Linked DNA regions of Homo sapiens: region 1 is linked to region 2. The links are chromatin loops, found by intact Hi-C in ENCODE. Cell type or tissue: IMR-90. All regions are shown on one strand. Each heading gives the region's core, and the rest is flanking DNA. Links, peaks and the distances in the headings are about the cores only. Region 1 has its middle 580 kb from the start of LINC02792. Region 2 has its middle 170 kb from the start of LINC02792.

Region 1 (12,530 bases), core at 2,151-10,150, 400 kb after region 2:
CAGAGGCTGCAGAACAACAAATATTGCAGAACAGCAAATATTGCTGCCTGATTCTTCCTTGGGAAGCTTTGTCTCAGAGGGGCACCCGGCTTTATGAGGTGTCAGTCGTCCCCTACTGGGAGGTGTCTCCAAGTTAGGCTACACAGGATTCAGGGACCCACTTGTGGAGGCAGTCTGTCCATTCTCAGAGCTCAAACACTGGGCTGGGAGAACCACTGCTCCCTTCAGAGCTGTCAGACAGGGACGTTTAAGTCTGCAGAAGTTTCTGCTTCCTTTTGTTCAGCTATGACCTGCCTCCAGAAGTGGAGTCTATAGAGGCAGGAGGGCCTAGTTGAGCTGTGCTGGGCTCCACCCAGTTCAAGCTTCCTGGCTGCTTTGTTTACCTGCTCAAGCGTCAGCAGTGGCACAGGCCCCTCCCCCAGCCAGGCTGCCACCTCGCAGTTTGATCTCGGAGTGCTGCACTAGCAGTGAGAAAGGCTCCATGGCCGTGGGACCTGCTGAGCCAGGTGCTGGATAGAATCTCCTGGTGTGCCATTTGCTAAGACCATTGGAAAAGTGCAGTGTTTAGGTGGCAGTGTCCTGATTTTCCCAGTACAGTCTGTCACGGCTTCCCTTGGCTAGGTAAGGGAAATCCCCCAACCCCTTGCACTTCCTGGGTGATGTGATGCCCCACCATGCTTCGGCTCGCCCTCTGTGGGCTGCACCCACTTTCTGACCAGTCCCAATGAGATGAACCAGGTACCTCAGTTGGAAATGCAGAAATCACCCATCTTCTGCTTTGATCACGCTGGGAGCTGCAGACCAGCTGTTCCTATTCAGCCATCTTGGAACCACCTCCGAAACTGGAGTATTTATATTTGCATTGCAGATGTGTGCATTTACACAACCTAAGTTGTAAAATTAAACAATCAAATTAAAATAACTTGACTATTAAACTACATTATGTGACTCTGTTAAGTGAAAAGCTTTTTGGCTTAAAATGTTTACATGATTAAACATTATCCATAGAAAAAAGGCCAAACAGTAATTAATCAATAATATGCAGAAAATTTTATTTGAATGAAAGTTTATTGTGTTTTCCATATAAATTATTTTTAATAGAAGAAGAGTTTTTGATAATCATATTTTAAACCATTCTCACTTAATATAGGGTATAAATACCAGCAAAAGAAAAATGTTTATGATACTTATGAATTAGGGTGATATCTGAAATTTTACCAACTGCTACTATGTAAATACCAAGCAATGAGACAATAGTACTGACCAATCAGAATGGATGCTGGTGTACAAAATCCAGAATAGCCACATTAGTGCATAATTCCTGAACATTTGCCCTGCATATTGATTTAGAACACAACGGTATCAACATGTATATTCATATTTTGCCTAAGCTATCATTCCAAAACATTTGCAGGAATATTATAAAGTTTGTTAGTTTCTATTGGTACATGTTTTATAGAGCCAGAAGAAAAAATTTAAATGTCAAAGTAGTCAAATTTATCGCATGTAAGGAATGTAGTAAAATTTGAGAGCTTACTCAACAGATTCTTTCTTATCTAATTATCATTACTCTGTTTTAATTGAAAGTTACACAAATGTCAGACATTAAACGTAAGACAAATGTCAAATGGGATCCCACACCTGTACAGTAACATCCCAGGCATCTGCCTATATTTTAGCTGATCATTAGCAATTAGTAGCATTTATCTGTCCATTTAATTGTTCTCCCGATCTTTCCCAGATGATTTTTTTAGTTCCCTCAATGCATTGGCCCAGAGTTAAAATTCTATTGGTTTTTCATCATGCAACCATTTCATTAGGCTTTTAGCCTGGCTGAGCCCATTAAAATCACTGCTGCACACTTGGCCTGTGTTTACCCATGTGAGGTGAAGTGGAGCACGAGGCAACCACTCATAATTCAGGCCTAAGAAACTCTTTTGCCTGAAAGATTTAAATAGTTGAGACTAAGGGTTGTCTCTGCTTGAATTATAAGTATTATTTCAGTTTTCCTCTTCAGTTTAAGTAAAGCATTCTGAGCCCACATGTACATGTTGGATTATCTATCTCAGCAAGAACTGTTTTCTAGAGCTGTTGTAAAAGGAAGAAAACACGAAGTCCTTTCTTGGTTCTTAACATGTCTCTGTATTGAGCCTTTCTTGACCAGTCAATCAGATAAGGTAAGGGAGTCTTCCATAGATTCAGTACATCAGTCTATTAGGATGGGGAAGAGGAGCAGATGCTCCAGGCCTGCGATTCTAACCTAAAGCCCCCTGATCCCAGCCCATGTTCCTATGACTATCCTGCACTGCCTTTATGACCAGTGCTAAAAGAGTAAGAAAGCTGAGGTAGTTTTGGTTCATGGAGAACTTGGTACTCTTGGTCCAATTTCGCAGCAGCAGCAAAAGCTTCCTTTCCAAGTATAGTGCTGTCTGAGCACACAGTACTGAAAACCTTTCTGCATCATTGCCAGGATGAGAATCAGCCTGAAAGTGTCATAATCAGTTACTGGTAAGTAGTGCAATGTGTCATGGCAGCATAATAGAATGCCAAGTAAGGACAAATGTCTAGAATAAGAAGCAAACTCTTCCAATAAATAGTGCCCATAATTAAATTATCAGACAAAAATCAATCATGCAGAAATGACTTTAAAATATAACTGCATTACCTTCCATTTGTAGTCTACATGGACTGACTAAGCCACAACCATATACGTTCATTCATGCCCATATCACCATGGTTTCTACTTGCCAGCATCTATCACGTAGATGCTTTGGGGATGAGACAGTTTTGGCACCTACAGAGTATAATAGTACCTTACACATTTAAGCAGCAACATATCAATTTCAATTTTCTTTTGCTTTAATCAAGACTTTTATACAAAATGAACAGTAGTTTATAGTTTTGAGAAGTGAATATACATTTATTTATACATGCTAAATATTAGATGATTTTTTACCTCATTAACCAGTGTGTGCATGCATGTGTGTGTGTGTGCCCATGTGTATTTTTCTCCTAATATAGTTTTTTTTTCCCAATAACAATAGCTAACTTTAATAAGCCCTTCTTACATGCCAGGCACTGAGTCTGAACACTTATAATAAACACTTATAGAAAAAGTGTTTATCTAAACAGATATTGTAACCAATTACTCCCCATACAACTCTATGTAGTATTAATACCTACATTTTACAACTAAGGAATTTGAATTTAGAGAAGATAAATAATGTGCCTGGGGTCCCTCAAGTAGGTGTTAGAGCTGGGAATGTAATTCAAGTAGTCTGGCTGCAACATGCATTGGTTAAGTGTTTTATATAATACTGTTAAACATGTAGTCAGAGAAACAAATTTATCACGTGAACCTGATTTCCATTATGCTTTTCTTATGTAATTTTAATTTCCAGGTGAACTTTAATGGGAATGAAAAGACAAAAAGTTATTTTGTCTAATTTCATTTTCAAGTGACTTTCTAACTTCTAGAAAATATGAGGAAAGCCAGGTTATATGATTTATTAAAATTACTCTTTAGTATTTGACTATAATTTTACATTTCAAAACATTTAAAGAAGTTTTAGTGTGGCATATCAATTTCAGTTCATAAAAACTGATGCAAAAATCAGCAAACTGCAGTTTCATTCTGTGTTGACCACGCATAATGTACTGCTTGTTCCCTGGCTTCAGATCTTTCATGAAGATACTTGCTTGGCAGCAATCAAACAGTTTTAGTCAGGTCATAGTAGATCTGTAACAAGTTTTAAAATATTTTCTAGGATGTTATATAATGATGATTTTTTAAATCTCAGGGACTAACAATTTATATTAGTTACAAAAATACAATTCTTCCCTGCTCCTCCCACCCACCAACAAAAATGTGGACTCCACCAACCTAAACTGCCTAAGCATTAATTTGGAAATTTTATGGTTGTAATTACCTGTTTCTACCTCTGGATGATGCCTTTATTCTAAAACACTTAGGGAAGTTCTATTGTATCAAGCAATTAGGCCAAGGAGGGGGCAATGTGGTGTATACTGCTTCTCCCCTCCCCTAGGCACTTCTGATGAATCCAGCATGGTCTTTCTGATAAGCTTGGACACAGTGCAAGGCAGCTTTTCAGGAAGCTACTAATAATCAATTAGAATTGGGAAGTGAGTTGAAATTTTTTTATCTTCGCTATATTAAACCAAGTCATCATCATCATCATCATCATCATCTTTAATTAAAAAATCTAAACAACAAAAAGCAAAATCAAAAATCTTTCCAGGAAATAGATCAAGGACAAAAGTCTAGGCTGTAACATCATCACCAATTGAGTAACGGCTCCAAGCTGCAAGTCTTTTACCATTTTCCTTTCTGAAAAGCTTTAAGTCTAGGTTTCTGAAAAGAACTCAGTCATACATTTCCTTCTAGACGGGATGATTGTGCAATTAAACTTAATAATTTTAAAGCCTTAGGAAATTTCTGCTTTGGGTTAGATTTTTTTGTTTACTTAGGTTGTTAACTGCAAGTCTGTTGAAGGCAGAGGTCACACTCTTCATAACTGTCCTCCATTACATATTATTATTTGCAGTTAATAATTATTTAATATAAATTTTTGAGTAAATGATTCTCTAATCATTAACATATTTCTTGACTACTTTTAAAGGGCTTTTCTTTCTGTAAAGATCCTTGCTGAGATGTAAATAAATGTAAGTGTGCACATCAGGTTTATGAATGAACCAGTATCAATGGGGTCTATGTCTCTCTAAGCTTGACCTTCCCTGCCAGTAACGATGCCTAGAGCAGGTGACAAAATCTTGCACATTTATTTATTACCTAACAATCTCATATTCAATCTTAGATAGTCCAATCTAGTTGTCAGATTGAAATGTCAAATTTTTAATCTCTCATCCACTTTTATTTCAGTGACTTGATGGTAATTTTTATTTTTAATGTTTGAGTTAGTCAAGAAACCTGTTACAAAATGGGTTTGAAAATCACTTAATGACTCACATGTGGCAGGTTAGCGATTGATCCATTCAGTTAAAATGCTGAAACATCTTGAATATAACCTAAGATTTTATATTGTATTTTCAATGCAGTACTACAATGTCTTCTCATTTTTCTTTGCTCTTCTTGATTTAATTATTTCAAAAAATGTATTAGAGAGGGAGGTCTTTTACCAATTTTAGCAAATCAGCATCTACCTGTCATAGTTTTATAACCTCAAGAACACTATTATCTTTATTTTCTGTCTTAGAAACAATTATCTAGAGAATATGAATATGAGAAGAGCTCATTGGTTGTTGTGGTTAATTTATACTCTAGAGTTTTTTTTTTTCTATTTTTAAAACTTTAATTTACTTCAAACTTTTGGGTCTTCATCCTGGTTGTTGAAACAATTATGATAAGAAATGAGAAAACAAATCTACTATCATTATAGTAAACGTTTGACTTGGGTCTTCCTTCTGTTACCATGGATCGTTCTTCCAAATCTCTCTTTTCTTGACATGATTATTTATTTCTTCATAAGTCTCCAAGGATCATAAGACATTCTCTCTGGGAGAAAACAAAAATGTCTTATAGGGAAAAAGTGGAGGAAAATCGATGTTTTTCTCTACATTTTTGGAAGTCAATGGGATGACTGACCTCGTTCTGGCTGTTGATTCATATTTTACAGTAAGCATAGCCCTCTCCTACAGAATTGTCATGAATTACAGGACACACTACAGGTTTGGATTCTCCTTTTCCCCTCAACTCAACCCTTACCCAGGCCATTTTCCTTAGAGTGCAGGCCATGTCCATATTGTAAAAACAATAGTGAAGAAGGGAATTGTTTTCTTCTCTCTTCCTTCTCTATCTCCACTCCTGCTTGAGAATTTCCTAGGTGTGTAACAAGGGCAATCATTTGTAGCAGATGCTGTTATGTTCTGGTAATGGGAACCTTGGGGTGGCTGATCCCTACATGTTTGTTTTTTCCTCTAGGGAAACTTTCATGAGTGTTACAAAGATCAGCCCCATTTATCCCCTTTAGAAGGCTTTGCAGTGCCAGCCCAGATAACCAACACAGTCTCTTGCTATCTCTATCACTTTCGCCTCCATTTTCTTTCTGACTGTGTGTCCCACACAAACTAGTTCTGCTGAGTACAGCCTCCTTGGTTGGGTCTTTTCCAAGATTACTCACATGTGCATATCTTCTGTGGTTTCTATAGCAGCCTAGAGGAAATATGGTCCCTTTCCATAGACGTGCAGCTGGCTTCACTGCCATCCATCGGTCATCACAGCAAGTATTACAACCTCTCTCCTTTACATTTTTCCAGTCATGTGTCAGCCACCACACTTTGTGATCCACAAACTCTTGAAGTTTTTCTCCTGTGACTCAAGGGGAAAAGAGTTCCTCTCCGATTTAAGAAAAACAAAACAAACTTTAATTCTAGATTCAGGGATCCTCTCCTCATTTCCAGGGAAAAATATAGGAGCATCACATAACTCTGATGATTCTGTTCAAGGAAATTTTTACTCCTACTCTTATCTCTTCTGATAAACCTTGCCTTATCCTTTATATAAGGTGCAGAGGGATGAGAAGTTATGGTGACAGATTATTTCTGTGTTATATTCTTAAACAGTATGGCACAGAAAGCCTAACTGTTATTTTTAAAAGGGTGAGTGTGTTAGGGTTCTCTTAGCCCTAACACAGAGAAAGGAAAACAATAGCATGTATGTGTATAATTTATTATGAATATTGATTCACATGATTATAGATTCCAAGGCATTCCACAATCTGCCATCTGCATGCTGGAGAACAAGAAAAGATGGTGGTGTAACTCAGTTTGAATCTAAAGGCGTGAGACCCAGGAGGGACCTCTGGTATAAGTCCCAGAGTCCAAAGACCCAAGAACCAGTAGCTCTGATGTCTAACAGCAGGAGAAGATAAATGTGCTAGCTCAAGAAGAGATAGCAAATTCACTCTTCCTCTGCCCTTGTGTTCTATTCAGACCCTCAAGGGATTGGATGATGCCCACCCACACTGGTGAGTTCCATCTTTATTCAGTCTGACCAATGGGATGCTAATCTCTTTCAGAAACAGATACACACAGAAATAATGGTTTACCTGCTCTCTGGAGATTCTGTATCTAAGTTAAATTAACACATACAATCAATAATTATATTGGATATTTGAAATCCATTTTCTTGTTTTGAGACCTGAGATAAAATGACAAATCGAGAAAAATACCTGTTTGGCATCTTGCTACCTAAGCAGCGAGACAAATCCAAACAAGTAGAAAAATGTTAAGCCTAATGAGAGTACTCCAAATCAGCACTGCTTTTTTTTTTTGTTTCTAATATCAATTAGCAAACCATAATCCAATCCTCATTTGAGTGCATAAAGAACCAGATAGGAAGTGTGAAAGGAAAATCAGAGGTAACAAATATCTAATCTATATTTGTTTTGTAGGTAAAACTTTTGCCAAATGGGTTTACATTCACTATATATAGCCAGGCAAAAATGAAAAGATGAAGTCTCAGAAAATTAAGTAAGTTGCCCATATCTAAAGATATGTATTAAGTAATCTAAAAATGGACACAAACTTTTCACTTTTCATATACTCCAATACACATATAATTGTAATCAGAGCAAGCCTTGCAACTTATTCAGAATGAGCCTTATACAACTTATTCAGAATATTAATATGCTTCTTGTGGTGGCTGTATTTAATTGTGTGAAGTGTAAACATTTTTACTAATAAAACATTGATGATAGAAAAGCACAGTATTTTCTACATGATTGTTTACTGTGGCTTACTGAGTGCAGGTGAAAAGTGGGCATCATTATAAGAGGAAAGGAGGAGGTTAGGTTAAAAGAAGACTACTGGAGCTTTGGCTTTGGTGAAATAATCTTGAGTGTTTCAAAACAGTCTATTAGGAGTTTTCAATGTAAAGGCAAAGTGTTCCTCTAAGACATAACAAAGCAACTTAGATACATGAATTTTAAAGAGTACCTTTGTATTTTTGTATATAGACATAAATAGGCACTATATAGTGTTTGTTCAGTTTTCTTTATTATAGGAAAGTATATATAACTTTTTATATGAATAATTTCAAACACATACACATTAAACAGAATAATATAACAAACCTCTATGTACCCATTACCCTGCTTTAATAAATCATCAATGTTTCTTCCAATTTTATTTTATCTATACCTTCCTATACTTCCAAACTTCTCACTTGATTATTTTACATTCATTGACATTCAATGTACTTCAAATATTGATACATCAACGTGATCCATATACTAAATTATTAATGTTTTTAAGAAGAAATTTTTAGTATAAATAGTAGTTAATAAGCTTTAGACTGGCTTGCAATTCTGTTTCAACTTCTGTGAGCAAATCAAGACGCTTATTTGATGCCTGGACAATAAATTTAATAAACTTATTGTTTGCAGGCCATTTTGAATGTTGACTGAGACTGTCAGAAGTAACAAATATTCTTCTTTATATAGCTCTGTGCCGAGTAGGCTTAAACAGCCTCTGCCGCTATAATGCAATGTAATTATAAGACATGATTACAACTGATTATAATCAATCAGCATAGTCTTATGTGTAATTTATATTGCTGCAGCTGTGGTTAGATTAAATCATCACATAAGATACAATTTCCACTAGATACGTGAAATTATTTGAACAAACCCAAATACAATAAACCCATAATACCATAAATGCACAGTAAATTTTGCCAATTGCGTAATACTTTAGGACTCTGTTTATCACAAAATAAGTTTTCCTCCTACAGAGTTTAGTCCTTATTTGAAAGACAAAACTGTTGTTTCGCCACGGTTGGCAGATATGATTTCTGTCTGCTAGTTCTGCCCCTGCTAATATTTTATGTGCAATACATAGGGAGATTGTTGTTATATTTGAAAAGAAGTCCACAAAGATTATGTAGCTAGGTCCCTCCTGACCTCAGTTGAAGATGAAACAGAAGAAGGTTTCTAAATTTCATTTCAATCTCTAATGCAATCATTTCAATCCTGGCCTTACAGATGAAACTCAGATTCACCAAACATATATTTGTGGAGACTAAGAGGAGTGAGCAATTATTTTCAGTCCTAATCTCAATCCACTCACACTATATAGGTGGACCTATTACAAAATAAAGGATATAACTCTAGATACTTTAAACCTATAACAAGTAGAAAGAGAAAAGTGGCTTATAGAGTGCTTGGCAGAGAACAGGGTAAAGCTGGGACCTTTTTACATCTTAAGGTACCATTAATTCTAATCACACATAGATGAAAAATGAAAAATCCTTGCCCTTCTTCCAGTATGGGGCTGGTGTGAGGATCAAAAGATCTAATTCATATAAGTTCTCTGAACTCAATTAAAAAGTATTAACACCATTCTTAAATGATCTACTGTTTTGTTATAATTGATTTCATTTTGATCCTTGAGCCAAATGATGCAAAAATAACAAAGCATATTAAAATTTCAGCAGAGGTTTTTTTTCTATGTAACTTCTCTTCTAGGAACAATACCACTAACATAACACCGTCCACTTTTCGTTCACTCTCTGGAAAGGATTTTTATGTATATAGTAATTTAATCAAGTAACCTGAAAGTGTAAGAAGAGTAGTTTTGGCAGCCCACAGTTACAGCTGTTTGGCTGAAATACAAGTTCACTACCAAATAAGAAAACATGTTTTAATAACTTAAAGTCTGAAAAATACTCGTTCAGCTTTCAATGTTAAAATCCTGCAATATTTTGTGCAGACTCACAAAGCATTATTAAACTCAAATTAAATACTCAACTATTTTTTTCTTTTAAATTCTTGTCATTAAAACATTAACTTTAGCTATCAGAAGAGGTTAGAGGCTATACCACAGAAAATTTACAGCAGTCAGCTCTCCCTTGAGTGTTAATGGTTTCTAATGCATATTTAAGATGTTTGTGTTTTTTAATGTTTGAAAAGGAACAGCTTTTTCTTCTGCACTAATAAAGTATCAGCTTTCTCTGAAGATAAAACTTCTTAGTCTTTAAAAAGAATAGTGATATTGATTTGGGTACTGATTACATTTTAAAAAGCAGAAAAATAAGTCTCACTGTTGAGATTCTTATTTAAAATCAAACTCATGAACTATTGATATATCCCTAGGTGAACACTAAGTTTATATGAATGAAGAAGATTGGTGGGAACAACACACAGATAGTAAATACAGAGCCTGTAGAGGCCATCTGCCAGTAGATATTAAAAAATTACCTGCATTTTCATAAATATTTGATCTTTGCCTACTTCATAGCACCATTATGTTTCTTAAATAAAGAATACAAAATAATTCCATTCAAAGTCTAGACTATTTTATTAAGGTGAGCCTAATATATATTATTTTTCAGAAGTTTCTTGCCAAAACTTTTTCTTTGAAATGCAGGATCATAAAAATACTGGATCCAGCCTCTTTCTTCCTGGGTATAGTTATCTAAGAGAAGCTCATAATGTGACTAGGCACACAGGAGACAAGAACAAATGGTAGCAAGATCACCCATCAGCTGCAGTGGGTGCCGTGGACTTCTCCAGGTAGGGTTCCTTATAGGACCAGGCTTTGTAAGAATAAGGCCAGCATGTGGAAGCAGGTGTTGCAATCCAAGGCCAGTGGATAGATGTTTCCCTCCCTGACTGCTGTCAGGTCCTAGAAACTCCTTATATCCCACTGGGAACCATCTTAAGGAGGATGTGTGGCAAGAGTTAGAATCTGAGAGATTAAGAATTTTTAGGACAGGCATGGTGGCTCACACCTTTAATCCTAGCACTTTGGTAGGCTATATTAGTCCGTCTTCGTGCTGCTAATAAAAACCTACCTGAGACAGGGCAATTTGTGAAAGGAAAAGGTTTAATTGGACTTACAGTTCCACGTAGCTAGAGAAGCCTCACAATTATGGTGGAAGGCAAGGAGGAGCAAGTCATGTCTTACATGGATGGCAGCAGGCAAAGACAGAATGACAAAGATGCAAAAGCAGAAACCCTTGATAAAATCATCAGATCTCATGAGATTTACTCACTACCATGAGAACAGTATGGGGAAAACTGTTTCCATGATTCAATTATCTCTCACCACGTCCCTCTCACAACATGTGAGAATTATGGGAATACAATTCAAGGTGAGATTTGGGTGGGGACACACAGCCAAACCATATCATTCTGCCCCTGGACCCTACCAAATCTCATGTCCTCACATTTCAAAACCAATCATGCCTTCCCAACAGTCCCCCAAAATCTTAACTCATTTCAGCATTAGCTCAAAAGTCCACAGTCCAAAGTCTCATCTGAGACAAGCCAAGTCCCTTCCACCTATGATCCTGTAAAATCAAAAGCAAGCTAGTTATTTCTTAGCTACAATGCAGGTACAGACATTGGGTAAATACAACCATTCCAAAAGAGAGAAATTGGCCAAAACGAAGGGGCTACAAGGCCCATGCCAGTCCAAAATCCAGCAGGGCAGTCAAATCTTAAAGCTCCAAAATGATCTCTGTTGTCTCCATGTCTCACATCCGGGTCACACTGATGCAAGAGGTGGGTTCCCATGGTCTTGGGCAGCTCTGCCCCTGTGGCTTTGCAGGGTACAGCCTCCCTTCTGTCTGCTTTCATGGGCTGGTGTTTAGTGTTTGCAGCTTTTCCAGGCACATGGTGCAAACTGTTGGTGGATCTATCATTCTGGGGTCTGCAGGATGGTAGCCATCTTCTCACAGCTCCACTAGGTGGTGCCCCAATAGGGACTCTGTGTGGGGGCTTCCACCCCACATTTTCCTTCTGCACTGCCCTAGCAGAGGTTTTCCATGAGAGCACTGCCACTGCAGCAAACTTCTGCCTGGACTTTCCAGGGATCTTCTGAAATATAGGAGGAGGTTCTCAAACTTCAATTCTTGACTTCTGTGTGCCCACAGGCTCAACACCAAGGCTTGGGGCTTGCACCATCTGAAGCCATGGCCCAAGTTCTGTGTTGGCCCTTTTCAGCCACAACTGCAGCAGGCTGCGATGCAGGGCACCAAGTCCCTAGGCTGCCCACAGCAGGGGGACCAGGGCCCAGCCTCCAGACTGGTGATAGGAGGGGCTGCTGTGAAGACCTTTGACATGCCCTACAGATATATTCCCCATTGTCTTGGGGATTAACATTCAGCTCCTCATTACTTATGCAAATTTCTGCAGCCAGCTTGAATTTCTGCTCAGAAAATAGGTTTTTCTTTTCTATTGCATTGTCAGGCTGCAAATTTTCCTAACTTTTATGCTCTGCTTCCCTTATAAAACAGAATGCCTTTAACAACACCCAAGTCACCTCTTGAATGCTTTGCTTAGAAATTTCTTCTACCAGATACCCTAAATCATCTCTCTCAAGTTCAAAGTTCCACAAATCTCTAGGGCAGAGGAAAATACTGCTAGTCTCTTTGCTAAAGCATAACAAGAGTCACCTTTGCTCCAGTTCCCAACAAGTTCCTCATCTCCAGCTGAGGCCACCTCAGCCTGGACTTTAATTTTATTGTCCATATTGTTATCAGCATTTTG
Region 2 (12,530 bases), core at 2,219-10,218:
AGGTTCTAAGAGGGGGGCTAGTGGCTTGTACTATAGCATAGCCTGCCTTTGCTGGTGTGTGGCGATTAGGCCTGGTGGAACTGCCATCAATAAATCAAGCGTGATCAGGGTGAGGAACAGGAAAGAAGGAAATATGGGGAAATGTGGTGAATGTCAGGTGGATCAGAGAGATACAGTCATGGAGGTCAGGTGTGGTATCAGGAATAATGTGGGAGGCCAGATTGAAGTCCGGGCCAGGAACAATGGTAATTGTGGGAGTTAACAAAGAGTGAGTATAGCTGAAGGAGCCAGGAAGCCGAAAGTATATGCGTCAGGTATGAGGAAGAAAATAGATTTTGGAAGTTATGAGAAATGTAGAGAGTAAGTTGAGCATAGTTTGTGATTTTTAGGGCCTCTAAAAGTATTAGGGTGGCAGCAGCCACGCACGCAGACATGAGGGCTAGGCTAAAACAGTAAGGTCAAGTTGTTTGGACAGAAAGGCTACAGGGTGCGGTCCTGGCTCTTGTGTAAGAATTCTGACCGCACAAACCATGCCTAGGAAGGAAAGGAGTTGTTGTTTTGTAAGGGATTGAGGTTTGGGAGATTAATTGGACATCAGCAGGGAGAGCACGTGTGTTTTTATGAGAATTATGCTGAGATAGGTAACAGATAAGGAATAAATTTGGGCTTGACTGAAGTAATGGGGGCTGTCTGTGAAACTTTGCGGCAGTACAGCCCAGGTAATTTCCTGAGCCTGATGGGTGTCAGGGTCAGTCCAGGTGAAAGCGAAGAGAGGCTGGGATGATGGGTGCAAAGGAATAGTAAAGAAAGCAGGTTTGAGATCCAGCACAGAATAATGGATTGTGGAGGGAGGTATTGAGGATAGGAGAGTATATGGGTTTGGCACCATGGGGTGGATAGGCAAAACAATTTGGTTGATAAGGCATAGATCCTGAACTAACTTGGAAGGCTTGTCTGGTTTTAGGACAGGTATAATGGGGGAATTGTAAGGAGAGTTTATAGGCTTTAAAAGGCCATGCTGTAGCAGGTGAGTGATAACAGGCTTTAATCCTTTCAAAGCATGGTGTGGGATGGGATATTGGCATTGAGCGGGGTAAGGGTGATTAGGTTTTAATGAGATAGTAAGGGGTGCATGATCGGTCGCCAAGGAGGGAGTAGAGGTATCTTATTCTTGTGGGTTAAGGTGGGAGAATACAAGAGGAGGACGCAAAGGAGGCTTTGGATTGGGAAGAAGGGCAGCAATGAGATGTAGCTGTAATACAGGAATAGTCAGGGAAGCAGATAATTTAGTTAAAGTGTCTCGGCCTAATAAGGGAACTGGGCAGGTGGGGATAACTAAAAGGAGTGCTTAGAAGAGTATTGTCTAAGTTGGAACCAGAGTTGGGGAGTTTTAAGAGGTTTAGAAGCCTGGCCGTCAATACCCACAACAGTTATGGAGGCAAGGGAAACAGGCCCTTGAAAAGAAGGTAATGTGGAGTGGGTAGGCTCCGTATTGATTAAGAAGGGGACGGGCTTAGCTTCCACCGTGAGAGTTACCCGAAGCTCGGCGTCCGTGATGGCCTAGGGGGCTTCCGAGGTGATCGGGCAGAGTCAGTCTTCAGCCGCTAAGCCAAGAAGATCTGGGAAGCCGTCAGAGAGCCTTGGGCCAGAGTTCCAGGGGCTCTGGGAGTGGCTGCCAGGTGAGTTGGACAGTCCGATTTCCAGTGGGGTCCCGCACAGATGGGACGTGGCTTAGGAGGAATCCCGGGCTGCAGGCATTCCTTGGCCTGGTGGCCAGATTTCTGGCACTTGTAGCAAGCTCCTGGGGGAGGATGTTCTGGAGGAAGGCCTGGCCGCTGTGGTTCAGGCGTTTGGAAGTTCTTGTGTGCTGGAGATGTGGCTGGGGTTTGTCTCACAGTGGAGGCAAGGAATTGCAACTTTTTTCTATTATTGTACACCTTGAAGGTGAGGTTAATTAAATCCTGTTGAGGGGTTTAAGGGCCGGAATTTAATTTTTGGAGTTTTATTTAATGTCGGGAGCAGATTGGGTAATAAAATGTATTTTGAGAATAAGACGGCCTTTTGACCTTTTAGGGTCTAGGGCTGTAAAGTGTCTCAGGGTTGCTGCCAAACAAGTCATGAACTGGGCTGGATTTTTATATTTGATGAAAAAGAGCCTAAACGCTATCTGATTTGGGATAAAGAAAAAGGAGCATTAACCTTGACTATGCCTTTAGCTCCAGCCACCTTTTTAAGAGTAAATTGCTGGGCAGGTGGGGGAGGGCTGGTCACGGAACGAAACTGTAAGCCGGACCAGGTGTGAGGAGGGGAGGTGATAAAAGGATTATAGGGTGGAGGAGCAGAGGCTGAGGAAGAATTGGGACGTAGCTCGGCCTGGCGAGGAGCAGCCTGGGGAGGAGGGGAGAGGTCAGATGGGTCTGTAGAAATGGAAGATTAGAAAGACTCAGCGACCCTTGGGGTTGGGACTGAGGGGACGGGTGGGAGGGAAAGAAGGAAGATTTGGGATGAGTTGCATTGGGAACAGAGACTAGAGAGGGACCGACGTGTAAAAGAATGCCTGGACGTCAGGCACCTCAGACCATTTACCCATCTTACAACAAGAATTATTTAGATCTTGCAGGATGGAAAAATTGAAAGTGCCGTTTTCTGGCTATTTGGAACTACTGTCGAGTTTGTATTGCGGTCAGGTGGCATTGCGGAAGAAAATAAGATGCTGAGAGTTTAGGTCAGGTGAGAGCTGAAGAGGTTTTAAGTTCTTAAGAACACAGGCTAAGGGAGAAGGAGCAATGGAGGGTGGAAGGTTGCCCACAGTGAAGGAGGCAAGCCCAGAGAAAAGAGAGAGTAGAGAAACGGAGGGAAGGGGTTTGGGGGTTCTTACCCTCCAGAAAAGCGGGAGAGGTAGGGGCACGGAAATAAGGGATCGGGGCACAGAGATATAAGAGGTTGGGGTGTGGAAATAAGGGATCAGGGCACAGAGATATGAGGTTGGGGTACTTTCCCCTCCCCTAGAAAAGCGGGACTTGCCTCTAAGGGTGAAGGACCAAGACAGGCGTCCCTGCGTGGTCTGACACCTCTGAAACATGGGTGAATAATCAGAGAGGCGTCCCTGAAATGATTAAACACCAAGGGAAGGCTGCCTTCCCAGTCCGTGACCAGCACTGGAGTTTTGGGTCCACGGATAAAACGCGTCTCCTTTGTCTCTACCAGAAAATGAAAGGAATTGAAATTAAAAGAAGGGAGAGATTGAAGTGTGGTGCCAAGATTGAAAGGAGAAAGAGGTTGAGGGATAGTAAGTGAGGTTGGAGGAGAGAGTAAAAAGAGGCCACTTACCATACTTGAAATTGGTGAGACGTTTCTTGGGCTGGTCAGTCTGAGGACCTGAGGTTGTAGGTGGATCTTTCTCACGGAGCAAAGAACAGGAGGACAGGGGATTGATGTCCCAAGGGAGGTCCCCCGATCCAAGTCACAGCACCAAATTTCACTCGTGTCTGTGTGAAGAGACCACCAAACAGGCTTTCTGTGAGCAATAAAGCTGTTTATTTCCCCTGGGTGCAGGTGTGCTGGGTCCAAAAAGAGAGTCAGGGAAGGGAGATAGGGGTGGGGCCGTTTTATAGGATTTGGGTAGGTAAATCCTACCCAATCCAGTCAAAGGGGGGGTTGTTCTCTGGCGGGCAGAGTGGGGGTTACAAGTTACTCAGTGGGGGAGCTTTTGAGCCAGGATGAGCCAGGAGAAGGAATTTCACAAGACAATGTCATCAGTTGAGGCAGGAACAGGACATTTTCACTTCTTTTGTGGTGGAATGTCAGCAGTTAAGGCAGGAACCAGCCGTCTGGATGTGTACATGCAGGTCACAGGGGACATGATGGCTTAGCCTGGGCTCAGAGGCCTGACATAGTATAATTTCCACCATCGATTCATCAATCAATTAGCACCAATCAGTTAATCAATCATCATCATCAGTAATTGTTCTTAAATATGTATTGAGCACAAATCATGTTATGACATTACCTTAGAAATTAAGTAAATCTATTGGTGTAAAAATGAGTTATTTTTAATGGCAGCTTATGGTTGACTTGGGGAGGCTCGATATATTGATAAAAAAATGAATTTAAGATAATGTATGATACAGAACAGAAAATGTGTTCTGTGATAGTTCACAGGCAGGAGCGTTTGAGGAGATAGTTCTCCATGAGTCTATCATATTACTGCACAAGCAGAGGCACTGATTCCTTTTGTTCCAGATTATCTCTTATGGATGTTTGTATAACAAGCAGCTTAGAATGTATGGTGTGTCCCTCAGAGTAAAGGGTAGATTTGTGGGCTGCCTAGTGTGATAAAGATAATGTTTCCCTCTAGGAAAAGATTAGGCAGATTTGCTTCCAGTCCATTACAGAAACTCAAGGTTTTCTAAACTCAGGGTTCCTCAGCTCTGATGCAAACCCTCTGCGTGCAAAGCTTCCACAGGAACCATTTTATGTCATTCTGTAGGATTTGAGTAAGAAGGGAGCTGACACAAACATGAAGCTCATAGTGCTTTCTGTGCCATGAGGAGTAAAATCCTATGTCTCTGACCCAAGAGTGTTTTGTTTTCTGCCAGTACATATGAAATTGTGGCAGACTGACTTACTAGTTTGCAAGTAGGCTAAAATTTCAGCCCTTTCACAATTCCTTACAGAGGTTTGTTTTGGAGGAAAGAATCTCAACGTTTAGATTATATAAGTGTAAATAAATTCTTCCCAGGTTTTGGCACATTCCTAGTCATGGACAACTTTTAATTATCTAGAATTTAGAACTCCATCAAACCCCAAATAAAAATGAAGGAGTGTGGTGTAGGTAAAAGGTGTAATTCACAAATTTGTTTGTTGAGGGTGAATGTAACAGGACACACATATGTGAAAGAAAGAGGGGTTGGAAAAGTTGAGTAATTTCAAAATTATGTTTGATTTGCTATTTGACTTGTGTTACTTGAGTAAAAGCCATGATGATAAACCCCTTAATTTTTGCCCAAAACGTTGTATAGATGGTAATTTTTCAGTTGAAAATCCTTATTGTAAATTATATTATTTCTCCATATGTTTATTCTCTAATTTGATTTTTGGCAAGCAGTGTTAGTTATCCTCATCTTGTTTCTGTACAGAAATGTATATAGCATAGCTTTGAAATTATGGCTACCAAATGGAAGATAGCTTCCTATTAAGAGATTTGATCATGGGCATGCTTATGTTCAATAAAAGTTATCAAAATCATGATCATAATTAGGAAATTTGATTCTCCTCATGTACAGCACGTTATGAATTATGCGGAGTTATTTTTGAACCACAATGCAACACTAAATTAGGTTCCTCTTTCTTTAAAAAAATTAAAGAATAATCAGTTACTATTCTCTCCTCATTTCTAATTTCTACAATGGTGCCTTGATTGTAAACCTACAGAAATCATGTCTTTTTTCTCCCCCTATTTTCTGTTTTAATATCACTTCACATCCGTTTCACTTTTTCTCTGGGGCTCGTTTATGAAGCCCACTGGCACTGGTAATGATTCTTCATGGTGGAACCCAGCAAATGCTGTTGCCATTTCTCTTAAGCCAGACTAGTCTTGCAAACATACTGACTCCATTTAGTGAAAATAAAAGGGGATAGAACAGAAAGAGGAGATCATGCGTATCTTAAAATAACAACAGCCATATGACAGTTTCAGGCCTGTGTTTGGAGAGAATTTGCATATATCCCATTAAGCCTGCCTGAGCTCCACTTTCAAATTTTGATGTTGCCAGTCAATTTGCAGAGGTCAACAATATCTTTTCCTAAATGCAAGTTTTCTTATAATTGCACCTCAATAACTGACAACTGGCCCTGACAAAAAGACAAGAAAGACAAGTGTTTGTTGCAAGAAAACATCAATATACAGCGTTTTGTAGACAGGACTACTCTGGAGAGACTCTGCTATATTTGGACCATTAGCATCAAGTCAAGGTTTCAAATGATAAATTCAATTAGAGTGGAGTTGACTAAGTGATCTAAAATAGTGTGCATTAGGAGCAATGTACAAGCATGGAGTTCATTAAATAGCAGTATCAGTGTGATCACCTTTTAGTAACATAATCAATTTACTGGTCTTTGAATAGTAGCAGTGGTCAGACTAAATTAAATTTAATGTACATTGACCAAGTGATTTACAGTATCTAGATTTACAGTATCTCAGAATAAAGAATGATGACTTTCAAGCATTCCAGGAACGAAGGGAGGAATAAATTATAATATGGGCCAAGTAAGGTGAGAAAACTTATCTTTTGTTTGCTTCCAAGTTTTACAATAGTTCTTTTTCTGAAGTCTGCAAAAAAAATGTCAGACTAATTGGAATCCTGTGAACCCCACAGATACTACAGACTTGAGTGCTGCATTGACAAATCGGTATTCCATTTAAATTCCCATCAAAGCCTTTGAGGTTTATATTCCTGAATTCCTAATGACAGGTGCTATGCAATCAGCACTATTACCATATGCTGGAAATAGGCATTGTAGCTTAATAAGGAAAGCTTGAAGATTCAAAGACGGGACAAGCAAAACAGTCTGAATTTATTACAAGCACATCCAAATCCTTCATCTTTCAACTTTTTTCTTAAAATATGATATATGAATAAAAGAATAGTAACAAAGATCTTATCTGAGTGGTGGCCACATGTGTCATATTCAGATATATTTTTCCACAGCCTACATTTTGTCCCCAGAGAGCTGTTGTCTATTTGTATAAGATTTGCCAATAACCATCACAGCCATGTCCAATATTCTATACTTGTACTCCAAGTGTCTGGCTTGTTGATGATTTGGGGGGAAAAAATTAGAGGACCAGTGGAAATCTGTTTGATGTGTTTATGCTCCACATGCTCTTTAGAATAAATCAGCTTCCTATATTTTAACAGCAATTGGTACTATTCAGGGTTAGAACAGGTTGTATACCAGAAATTCTAAACTATAATAGATACAGCGGTTGCTACCAAATAAAATAAGATACGTCTTCAATGGAGAACACTTTTTTAAAGTACCCAGGTTTTACATATATTCTTTAAAATTCCTTTACTACACTTCAATTCCTGCCAGAATTGACTGCTATTCTGTTAGGCAGGGCTAGGGGGTGCTATAACCTTACAGCTGAATGAAATCTGCACCCCAGTGTTGAAAACAAGATATTTTATCAGCCTCAGATCAGAAAAGGTAGGATGTACATGTGTTTGGACAAGCGTGCACACATAGGTTTCTATCCACTTTGGTAAGGTATGAGAAAGAAGAAATTTGAGTAAGAATATTTGCAACTGTTGATTTTTACATAGAATATGTTGGTGCTTCAAATCATTCTAAGTTTTAAAACGTGAATTTTGCATTTTAGTTAAATTATTGAGATTATTTTTTCTTAAGTAAATATTTTTATCTTTCTCCAAATTTTAAGAAAGAGATTCTAGAGGATAATTGAAATTCTGGATAGGCAATTATGCTAATTAAGAATTTTATTATATAATGTTTTTTATTAAGCCAATTGTGTTTCAGGTCAACCTAAGAATATTGTATTTTAGAAAGTAGCAAAAAAGCCAATTCCATCATTTAATTTACTAATTTTCTCACACTTTAGAAAATTAAATATTTTTGGTAAAGAACAAGATTTTCTTAAGTTAGAAAACAGTGTAAGTAATATTGAGCCACTATCATTATTGCTTTTCCTTCTTTAGAAGTATTGAGGATATTTTGGAATTTTTTATATTTTTATTGCAACTTTCTTTTGAATGAGACTTTCCCTAACTAATTAGTAATTAAGTAAAGAAGAGATTTTCTACTCTCTCTCTCTCTTTTTTTTTTTGAGACAGGGTCTCACTCTGCTGTCCCTGCTGGAGTGCAGTAGTTTGATCTCGGTTCACCACAACCTCCACCTCCCTGGCTCAAGTGATTCTCCTGCCTCAGCCTCCCGAGGAGCTGGGATTACAGGCACCCACCACCACACCTGGCTAATTTTTGTATTTTTAGTAGAGAAGGGTTTCACCATGTTAGCCAGGCTGGTCTTGAACTCCTGACCTCAAGTGATCCACTTGCCTTGGCCTCCCAAAATGCTGGGATTACATGCGTGAGCCACCACACCAGGCAGAAGAGATTTTCAAAAAGAACCTTTATATAAAATGTCTTTATATGTAATGTATTTTGTAAGACTCAGATTTACTGTCTTTAGAAGCTGGAATCATAGTGATTTCTTTTTGGCATATTTGGTTTCTTGATAAGCTATTTTTTAAAGGAAATTTTAAATAATGCAATCATGTCATGTCGTTTGAATCCTCCCTATCTTCTAACTTTTGAAGACAACCTGAAACAGGAGATTGGTGAGGAATAAAGCACTTGTGAATTTGGTTAAATTAATTTCAGAAAAATGTGTTAAATCCTACAATGCCTAGCACTATGATAGACCCTACAAATATGGGATGAATGAAAGTGAGGGCCTGTCAGTGGGAAGCTTGGTCCAATCTTTTCTTCATTATGAAGATGGAATATGGACCCCAGATTGGTTTGATTTCATGAACATAGAGAAAAGCCTCCACCTAGTTACTTTACTTGGCCTTTAAATAAGTTACACAGTTTGAAACACCTTTGCTATGTAGGAAAGATGTGAATTGATCTTTGTCTGAAAAGCATACTTTGTACTTCTGAGAAGAATGCTGTTTTTTACATCATCAATTATTTTCACTTATGGGGAGGCCTTCCTTAGGTCCCGGATTTCAGAGGGCAATTAAATTTAATTAATTTGGCAAATAGTGAATGAGAACTTACAATATACCAGTCCTGGTCATCAACTATGGGGACGGGGTGGTTTCTGTCATATTGGAGCCCACATTGTAGTTGAGGAATGAAAAATTACGGAGAAAATTTACGGTATGTTTTACTCTGTGAAACAGGCTAAGTAGACGATGTGAAAATACTTCAAGGGAAAATTACCTAACCTGTATTCTCTAACATGAAAATCACAGCCAAAGAAAAAGAGACAATAAATGTGTGGGATGCAGCAGTTGGAACCACTTTAAATTAACACTAAATTCCTGATTTTATTAAGAAATACCATTAGATTACAGGTTTCTAAGTGATGAGTAGTTATGTTTTGACTGACTGACTGTAAGTAGGGGTTTTGACTTAAACAGTTTTTTTTTGTGTACCCCTTGTGGCGCTCAAAATCATTGTGTATAAAAGACATCAATGAAGTGTTTTTCTACTGATTATTTGTTACTGAAATAATGATATGAAATGCTGTTTTCCTGTTACATGATTAAAATAAGCATTTAAAAGAAAATCTCAAATATATAAACCCCTTAGGGATCCAAGAATCTTAAAACTTGCTTGTCCTAATAATGAGTTAAAATGCATTGTTATTTGTGCATGGTGTTTGTGAGTGGATGTGTGTATTTATTGAACTGTGTGTGTGAAAGTGATTTAGGAGGTCAGCAAGGGCGCCCTTTCTCCTGTGCAGTCTTTACAGCTATTCAGCCCTTGCCAGTCAGAATGTGATGGATGAGTTCAGGAATTGAACTCTGACCCTCACTGGGAGAACATGGACCTTGTCAGAGGTATCTCAAAGAATTCCCATTATCCTTTCATTTTAAAGATTCTTGAAATTGCTTGTAATTCTTGCCTTAGGTAATGAAAACTTTCTTTTCAGTTTATAATAAGCTAATAGCAAAATGATGTGCATTCCAAATATCCACTCATGGCATAAAATTACTATCTGACTCAGATAATATTAATATTATAGCCAAAAAGTATTAATTGCCACTGCAACTTTTATCAAAATAATTGACCAAATTCACCTAATGGCTGTAATTTATTTGTAGCACTGAACAATTATTGGAGAAGATGAAGCCAATTGCCATAGAATAAAAATTATTCTTGTAATTTGTATACTGCATTGTTCCTGAGCACACATACAAACTCTATGTGTAATGCATAAACTCTTTAAAAAAAATTAAACACATACAAAAACACAAGCTCAGTCAGCATTAGCATTTAATTAACTGATTCCTCAAAAATAACTGGATGTTTGATTATTTGTTTCACGTCAATCCTGCTGTTGGCTGCATTTTATTTTATTATTTTTTAAAAGCCTGAATAATGAAATCCAAAACCCCACATCTAGCTCAGAGCTCCCAAAATGCCTCTAAGATAGTTGTATAGTAAAGCAACTACATCTAATTCAAGTAGGCATATTTAATCAATGGGAAAATTGTTAAGTGTCCCAAAAGAAACTATGTTAAAAAATTATTGTAAAACAACGTATATGCTGAATATACTTCAGTTCAGTTAATTTTTTTCTAAGATGTAACAATCAACTAACACTAAAATTGACAACCTTATATAAGACCATTAGGTGACATTTAAGAGCAGAATCAGCATTGCTTCTTATTTCACAGGATTTCTCAGATATTAGAATGCTTTTAGCACTATGTCTGGGGTGACCTGATTATGACAGATTTATTTTCCTTATAAATTGCTTTTAAAGATAAACAGAAGCCATTTGGGAAGAGATTTATTCTTCTCAAAATCAAAAACTCTAGCTACAAGAAAAAGCTTGCAGTTAAAATAAAAGCTGTATTTAAATATTCAACATTCAACAAAGGACATAACTAAGTTAAGTCTCTATATAATCAGAAAACATGGGATTCTACCAAAAAATTATTCATGAGGAATGGGAAGGTTAAGAGAGGAGAAATGCTTAAGTCTTACAAATTAAGCTTCAGAAACACAATTCAAGAAGGGATTGTAGCAATATGGTACCTGTTTTCACATATATTATGACATATCAAAACTTAAACATGCTTTCAGTGGTTTATTCAATATTTCATCTCCAAATAATAGTCAAAATGAAAGAATCTATTTTATGGTATTTGTTAGTTCTTCATTAATTTATCAGTTTAGTCATCCCTTTATCCACCACTCCCTTTTTCACTGCTTCCTCCTAGCACGTAGTTATAACATCTAATAGCTTTGTTTTAAATGCTAATAAAGTGTTTATTGTCATTCAGTGGTATTGCATCAGTAATATTTTCTTCAGGAATTCCAAAAAGCACAACTCTAGGTGGAGCCAAGTACGTTACGCAATCTGAGAATGGTGTTCCTCAGTGGTATTCAAGCAGAGTCACATGATAAAGCTCTGATGGATGTAATAGATGATAAGGCATAGCTCCTAGCAATTGCTAGATAAAGGCTAATTTATGATTGTGTCTCTCAACAATCCAGTTTTCCCTACCCTGACCCCTCCTCTATGTTATAACTTACAATAATGTAAGTTTATATTTGGTAAATTTCATAGTAGTAATAAAATTATTACCTCTGTACATATTTATTGGTTATCTTCTATTTGCACCTTGTTCTATATAGGTGCTAATGTGTTTGGTGGGTCGCCCTTTCATTCTCACATGGCCAATATTTTCCCCATCAAAATTACCTAGTTTCAATCCTGCCAATTCTACTTGAAAATGGTGAGATGATAAAATTGGAGGCAGGGGAAACTTTGAGTGAGGTATAGAAGGAAAAGTTTGCTGTCATTACTCTTCATGTTTGCTCTTCCAACTCTCTCCCCCAACCCCATATAGGATGGATGCCTTCTGAAACCAACATGTAATGATGTTTTCTCTTCATGTTTAAAAGATAGGATAAACTCTAATTATTTTTATTGCTCTTGGGTGGTTACACAAAGATCTATGTACCCCTTTTCCAGAACTAGACTACATTAAAAAGGAAGAAAATAATAACATCAACATGTGCTCTGTTCAAAGTCTCTCTTTAAAGATTATCCAGAAATCACAGGAATCCTTATTTCCTCTCAGAAAATATAAAGTCTTTTTCTTGTAGTGTCCTGAATAAAGTAAGAACGTTATAATTGAATGCCACAAATAAATCTGCCTCAAATGAGGGAAGAAAACTAAAATATTATATGTTACAAATATTCAAAATTTCTGGCCAAAGGCACATACTATAAATGGTCACAAGCCTTCTCCCTTTGAAGAATTCACAGAATAGCACTCAGAATTTGGCTGTGAGTAGTCAAGCTTCATGGCTATACAAACAATGCAGACACAGGGGTCTGAGTTTGGTTTAATGTTCTCCTGTAAACATTTTGAAATTCTTAATAGTTCATGAATACTGAGCCTCACATTTTTGTTTTTTACTGGGCTCTGCAAATTATGTGGCCATGGATTCTGGTGGAAGCACATTTGCATCAGTTTGGGTTCTTGAATGCTTGGAAGTCAAGAAAATTCCATCATCAGCAAAGGACTAGACTTGAAACAATTCCTTAGCAACTGAGAATTACTGCCATTGCTTTAGCTAGAGAATTAAGAGGCAAGAAATACTTCTGTTCATTCTCTGTCTCCTGGTTTTCTGAACATTCATGTTCAGGTTGAAATAACCAAAAGGAGCTCTGGTAAGAAGAAATATTTTTCATTTTGACAGATTCTGAAACAACCTTTCTCTTGGCTGTTTAGCTTTTCTGTTTGTATTCTCTCTTC

What was found. Hi-C counts contacts between places; a loop is a spot of excess contacts. Peaks named below come from ENCODE experiments on the same cell type or tissue, not always from the same donor. Only the 100,000 strongest peaks of a DNase experiment are listed, where the experiment ranks them.
Region 1: it touches region 2 in a loop (4-fold over the local background); 2 of 110 quality-filtered maps call a loop at or near these places.

What each region holds. Positions count from the first base shown.
Region 1 is chr1:79,893,901-79,906,430 of GRCh38, forward strand. No RefSeq gene overlaps it. Among named protein-coding and RNA genes, the nearest start is that of LINC02792, 580 kb to the left of the region's middle. In IMR-90, for the core only: a CTCF peak has its summit at 6,231; a DNase peak (open chromatin) is centred at 6,221; H3K27ac peaks cover 539 bases.
Region 2 is chr1:79,490,231-79,502,760 of GRCh38, forward strand. No RefSeq gene overlaps it. Among named protein-coding and RNA genes, the nearest start is that of LINC02792, 170 kb to the left of the region's middle. In IMR-90, for the core only: a CTCF peak has its summit at 7,132; no DNase peak of the experiment used is centred there.